2 separate regions of the Homo sapiens genome follow, and region 1 is linked to region 2. The links are chromatin loops, found by intact Hi-C in ENCODE. Cell type or tissue: pancreas. All regions are shown on one strand. Each heading gives the region's core, and the rest is flanking DNA. Links, peaks and the distances in the headings are about the cores only. Region 1 has its middle 32 kb from the start of SPOCK2. Region 2 overlaps DNAJB12 (DnaJ heat shock protein family (Hsp40) member B12).

Evidence for each region. Hi-C counts contacts between places; a loop is a spot of excess contacts. Peaks named below come from ENCODE experiments on the same cell type or tissue, not always from the same donor. Only the 100,000 strongest peaks of a DNase experiment are listed, where the experiment ranks them.
Region 1: a loop joins it to region 2, with 3 times the contacts of the local background. A loop is called at or near these places in 73 of 110 quality-filtered maps.

The regions. Positions count from the first base shown.
Region 1 is chr10:72,054,642-72,057,547 of GRCh38, forward strand. No RefSeq gene overlaps it. Among named protein-coding and RNA genes, the nearest start is that of SPOCK2, 32 kb to the right of the region's middle. In pancreas, for the core only: no CTCF peak of the experiment used is centred there; DNase peaks (open chromatin) are centred at 1,570 and 2,520; H3K27ac peaks cover 1,110 bases.
Region 2 is chr10:72,339,173-72,342,078 of GRCh38, forward strand. DNAJB12 (DnaJ heat shock protein family (Hsp40) member B12) reads right to left here. Exons shown (of 9, transcript NM_017626.7): 4 at 1,813-1,998; 5 at 1,617-1,696. Among named protein-coding and RNA genes, the nearest start is that of DNAJB12, 14 kb to the right of the region's middle. In pancreas, for the core only: a CTCF peak has its summit at 1,445 (motif pointing left); DNase peaks (open chromatin) are centred at 1,549 and 2,104; H3K27ac peaks cover 808 bases.

The DNA.
Region 1 (2,906 bases), core at 271-2,770, 280 kb before region 2:
AGGTCAGAACCTGGGGCTGGTGACGGGCATCTGAGGTGGGGGCAGACTTGTGGGACTGAGCCCTTTTTAAAATTGCTAAATTCATTTTAATTTTTTTTAGACAGGGTCCCACTCTCTTGCCCAGGCTGGAGTGCAGTGGTATAATTATGGCTCACTGCAGCCTTGACCTCCCAGGCTCAAGCAATCCTCCAGCCTCAGCCTCCCAAGTAACTGGGACTGTAGGTGCATGCCACCTCATCTGACTAATTGTTTTGCTTTTTTGTAGAGATTGGGTCTTACTCTGTTGCCCAGACTGGTCTCAAATTCCTGGCCTCAAGACATCCTCCCATTTTGGCCTCCCAGTTCGCCACTGTGCCTGGTGGGACTGAGCCCTGACCTGCACGATGTGTCACTCTCTCCAGGCAGTGTAGGAATTGAATTGAATGTGGGACAGCTAAGTGGTGTCCCCTGGAGAACAACTTGGTGTGTAGAGAAAAATCCCCACACATTTTGGTGACCAAAGGGGAAGTATTGTGTGTTGACAGAGTGAGAGTAGAAGAGAAAAAAATAGTTTCGCTTTTTTTCCCCCTCAGATAGACTATAAAGGAGATTGAGGCCAGGCACGGTGGCTCATGCCTGTAATCCCAGCACTTTGGGAGGCCAAGGCGGGTGGATCACTTGAGGTCAGGAATTCTAGACCAGCCTGGACAACATAGTGAAACCCCATCTATACTAAAAATACAAAAAAAAATTAGCTGGGTATTGTGGTGTGCACCTATAATCCCAGCTACTTGGGAGGCTGAAGCAGGAGAATCGCTTGAACCCGGGAGGCGGAGGTTGCAGTGAGCTGAGATCACGCCATTGCACTCCAGCCTGGGCGACAGAGTGAGACTCTGTCTCAAGAACAAATAAATAAATAAATAAAATTAAAATAAGGAGATTGAGAGGAGATAGTGCAGGGAGGGGCCTCCTTCCCCACCAGCGCCAGGGAAGCAAATATTCCTGGGAGACTTGGAAGGCATCCACCCTCCCCTCTACTGGCATGGCTGGAATCAGAAGAGGATGGGCAGCGGGAGCAGGAGCTTGACCTCAAGGGTCAGCCCAGCTTTCTCTAGAGGCTGACCCATCCCACAGGGGTGCATCAAGGATGCCCACCCTTCCAGAGAAACAGTGGCAGAGTCACACCAAATGTGCAATGTGAGAGAGAGAGAGAGAGAGAGAGAAAGCAAGACAATCCCGAACCTAACAAGACATTTTCTGGACTCGTACCTGTGCATGTTTTTTGTTTTTTTGTTTGTTTGTTTGTTTGCCTGTGCACGTTTTCACAGACTCACAACACTGGACAACTGAGTCCAATCCCCTCATCTTACAGATGGGGAAACTGAGGCCCATGGAGAGGTGCTGACCCAAGTTCAGAAGCAGGTCCTGGAAGAATCTCCATGTCTTACCTTCTTCTGTACTTCCCCAGTACCCACGCTCCCATCCACATTCAACCATGACTTACTGATGAAAACACAGGATTTTCCACCTTGGGCATTATCTCAGTGCGGGAGGCATGCCAGGAGTGGCTACAGCCCTGGGCAGCTGAACTTGCAGTGAGCCAGGCCTGGAGCAACACCAAGGCTCCACCACACACCCCTGCCTGAGCCAAGGTCAGCCCTGGGAAACAGAGTCTTCTCATCCATAAATGGGTCTGAGTGGCTGGTGATCCCTGCCTCGTGGAGTTGCTGAGGGGATTCAACAGCAGACGCAGCCTGGACTGGCTCACGCTTGTGATCCCAGCACTTTGGGAGGCTGAGCCCAGGAGTTCGAGACCAGCCTGGGCAACATAGCAAGACCCCCATCTCTACAAAAAGTTTAACAATTAGCTGGGCATGGTAGCACACACCTGTAGTTCCAGCTACTAGGGAGGCTGAGGTGGGAGGATTACTTGTGCCCAGAAGTCTGAGGTTACTGTGAGCTATGATCTCACCACTGCACTCCAGCCTAGGTAACAGAGTGAGAAACCTTCTCTGAATAATAATAATAATAATAATAATAATAATAATAATAATAATGTAAAGGACATAGGGCATTGAAGGGAACATAGAAATGTTTGTTTTTTCCTCTCCTCTCCCTCACCTATTTTGCTCAAAATATAAAAAGTTCTGGTTTTTGTTTGTTTTTGGTCAAATACACCCCCTCACCTCTCTGAGCTCTCCACAAAGGTGGCGGGTGGGAGGGAAATGCTGCCTGTAGGACTCTGTGTGCAGTCTGGGTTTTTTCTTTCAGATTTGTTCCCAGGACCCAGTTATTCACCGGAGAGAAGTCAATACATAGACCCTGTTCCCAGGAGGCTAAATGCTGAGGGAAAGCAAGGTGCCAGGATGCGGTGGGCACATGGGGAGGCCTGGTTGAGGACGGTGCTGTGCCCAGGGAGGGGGTGGGCAGGGGGTTCCCACGCATCTGGGCTCCAGCAATGGTTTCCCGAACGGCCGCAGCCACGTCTGTACTGCAGGTTGACACCTGGGCCTGTCCCCGGCAATGCTCTGTTTGCTGTTGGGCCAAGGAACCCTGGGAACCCAGGTTGACAGGACATGGTGACAATGGAAGGATTGTTCCAGAAGCCGGGGCCCTGGCTGGCCTCTGGCTTCCCGTCACCTGAGCAAATGTCAATCCGCCAGGTACAAAAGCCAACATTTCCCTGACGGTTGAAGACGCTCATTCAGAAGGCCTCCCCCTCAGCAGGCTGCAGGCTCCTCCTAGCCACTCCGAATCCGAAACCGCTGTTCTCATCACCATCCCTTTCATCCTACATGCTGGGAGCAGCCCCTTGGCAAACCCCATCGCTCCTCACGCCACCTTCCAGAAAGCTCCTGAGCCTCCAAGTCTGAGCTTGCTGGTGGCATTGAGACACAATGAATGGCAGAAAAGCTCCCTTCCTAAGG
Region 2 (2,906 bases), core at 318-2,817:
GGGAGCTTTGCCTGGGAGGGGAGGCTCCTGCACTCTAGCCAGGGTGACAGAACGAGACCCTGTCTCAAAAAAAAAAAAAAAAGGCCGGCATGGTGGCTCACGCCTGTAATCCCAGCACTTTGGGAGGAAGGGGCAGGCAGATCACGAGGTCAGGAGTTCGAGACCAGCCTGGCCAACATGGTGAAACCCCGTCTCTACTAAAAATACAAAAATTAGCTGGGTGTGGTGGCGGGCGCCTGTACTCCCAGCTACGTAGGAGCCTGAGACAGGAGAATCACTTGAACCTGGGAGGCAGAGGTTGCAGTGAGCCAAGATTGTGCCACTGCACTCCGGCATGGGCAACAGAGCGAGACTCCATCTCAAAAAATTAAAAAAAAAAAAAATTGAATAAATATTGTCAGAGCAAAAGGAAACCCCTTCCGCCTGGCCAGAATTTAAAATGTTTTGCAATTGTCCACAATATTTTAATTTTAGCCAGCTAGCTGTTCTTTGATCTGTGGCATACAAAATGTGTTTGAAGCACTGTCTAGTTATAATTTTTATACTTTTTTTTTTTTTTGAGACGGAGTCTTGCTCTGTTGCCTAGGATGGAGTGCAGTGGCACGATCTCGGCTCAACACAACCTCTGCCTCCTGGGTTCAAGTGATTCTCATGCCTCAGCTTCCCGAGTAGGGATTAAAGGCGCCTGCCACTACGCCCAGCTAATTTTTGTATGTTTAGTAGAGACGGGGTTTCACCATGTTGGCCAGACTGCTCTCAAACTCCTGACCTCAGGTGATCTACCCACCTTGGCCTCCCAAATTTTTGTAAATATCTTTTTAAAAGTATCTTTTGGCTTTTTAGCAAGAAGAGTCGGCACCTATGTTGTCATCCTTTAAAATTCTCTCAGTGGCAGAGCGCAGTGGCTCACGCCCATAATCCCAGCACTTTGGGAGGCTGAGGCGGGTGAATCACCAGAGGTCAGGAGTTCAAGGCCAGCCTGGCCAACATGGTGAAACCCCATCTCTACTAAAAATACAAAATTAGCCGGGGGTGGTGGCACGCACCCGTAATCCCAGTTACTCGGGAGGCTGAGGCAGGAGAATGGCTTGAACCCGGGAGGCGGAGGTTGCAGTGAGCCGAGATCGCGCCACTGCACTCAGCCTGGGCGAGAGAGCAAGACTCCATCTCAATTAAAAAAAAAGAAATTTCTCTCACAAAGTTGAGAGAAAATAGCTGAGACCCATGAAAAAAATGAAAAATAAAATAAAATTCTCTCACAAAGTGTAACTTTCCATTGCTTAGAGGATGTCACTTTGGCCTTACCAGCGAGCGGTCTGCATGGGAGCCTCACACTCAAACCTGGCTGTGGGTGGGGTTTCTGGTTCCACTCCCCAGCCAGGCCAGCAAAGCCGCGCTCCCGCCGGCAATGTGGAGCATGGCTCCCTCGTGTGGCGCCCTCTGGTGTCACTCAGCAGAATGGCAAGGGAGGCCCAGAGGGCTCCTTGGCTGAGAGTTATGGGGACTCTGCTGGTCCCAGAATGGACAGTGTGGGAGGGAACACCCTCCTCCAAGCCCCCTCCCTGGGGTGGATTTGGTGCCCTTCCCGCGCTGTCCCTGGCGCCCTCCTCACTCACATCACCCTGGTTGTCCCTGCGGTCCTGCCTTTGCTGGTAGGTATAGCGCATGCGGCCGTTGCTGTAGACGTGGACGTTACCTGGGGGTCAGAGGGGCTGAGTCAGGAGCCAGGTCTGTTGGGAAAGGGAGAGGCTGGCATGCCATTCCCACCATCACCCCAGGGATACCTGGCTGTGGGGAGGGTGGGGAACTTACTAGAAGGGAAGCCGCCGCCAAAGAACATGTTGAAGAGGTCTTCAGGGGAGATGTCGGCCTCAAAGCCACGGTGGAAATCCCCATGCCCATGGCCGTGCCGGGCCGCCTGGCTCTTGTCATCGCCGAACTGGTCATACTGCTTCCTCTTCTCCGGGTTGCTGAGTACCGCATATGCTGTGCCAATGGCTGGAGAGGAGGAGGAAAGGTCAGGCCTGAGGATCCTGGGGTGCGGGGGGAGGCTCCCATGGCAGCCGAGTGCTCACTTTTCTCAGGTACTCAAGCAGTGCTTTAGGAAGCAGACGTCCTTGGGGTGGGCAGGAAGCTTGGCCAGTGTAAGGAGGGGGCATGCAGGAAGACCCCTCAGTGGATCTGGGCAGCCTGGCTGGGTGGAGGGTAACACAGGCTCCTTGTTCTCCTCAAGACAATGGTCAAGCTTTGTCAATGTGCCAGGCCTCCTAGGAGTGTGGCCTCATTTACTTCTTTTTGTTTGTTTATTTTATTTTTTGAGGCAGGGCCTCACTCTGTCACCCAAGCTGAGTGCAGTGGAGCAACCGTGGCTCACTGCAGTCTCAACTTCCTTTGCTCAAGCGATCCTCCCACCTCAGCCTCCTGAGTAGCTGGGACTACAGGCGTGAACCACCACACTCAGCTAATTTTTTGTATTTTTTGTAGAGATGAGGTCTTGCCAAGTTGCCCAGGCTGGTCTCAAACTCCTGGGCTCAAGGGATCCTCCCACCTTGGCCTCCCAAAGTGCTGGGATTATAGACATAAGCCACCACACCAGGTCAACTCATTTACCTCTAAGAGCAACCCTATCTCCATTTCACCAATGAGAAAACTGAGGCTCAGAGAAGTGACTGCCTAAGCTTACACAGCTTTAATATGTTACAGAGCTGGGAGTCAAACAAAAGCAGGTGTCTCTTGCTTCAAGTTCTCTCTCCGACTTTATGAAAACCACCAAAAACCTCTTTCCTCATTCTCTCTTGACGTGCCCAATAGGATGGGCATCCCTTTCTGGAGGTTCTGTAAACCTGAAGTCATAGTCTGACATGCAGGCCAGACAGACACACAATATCCTTATTGTGAACTGGAAA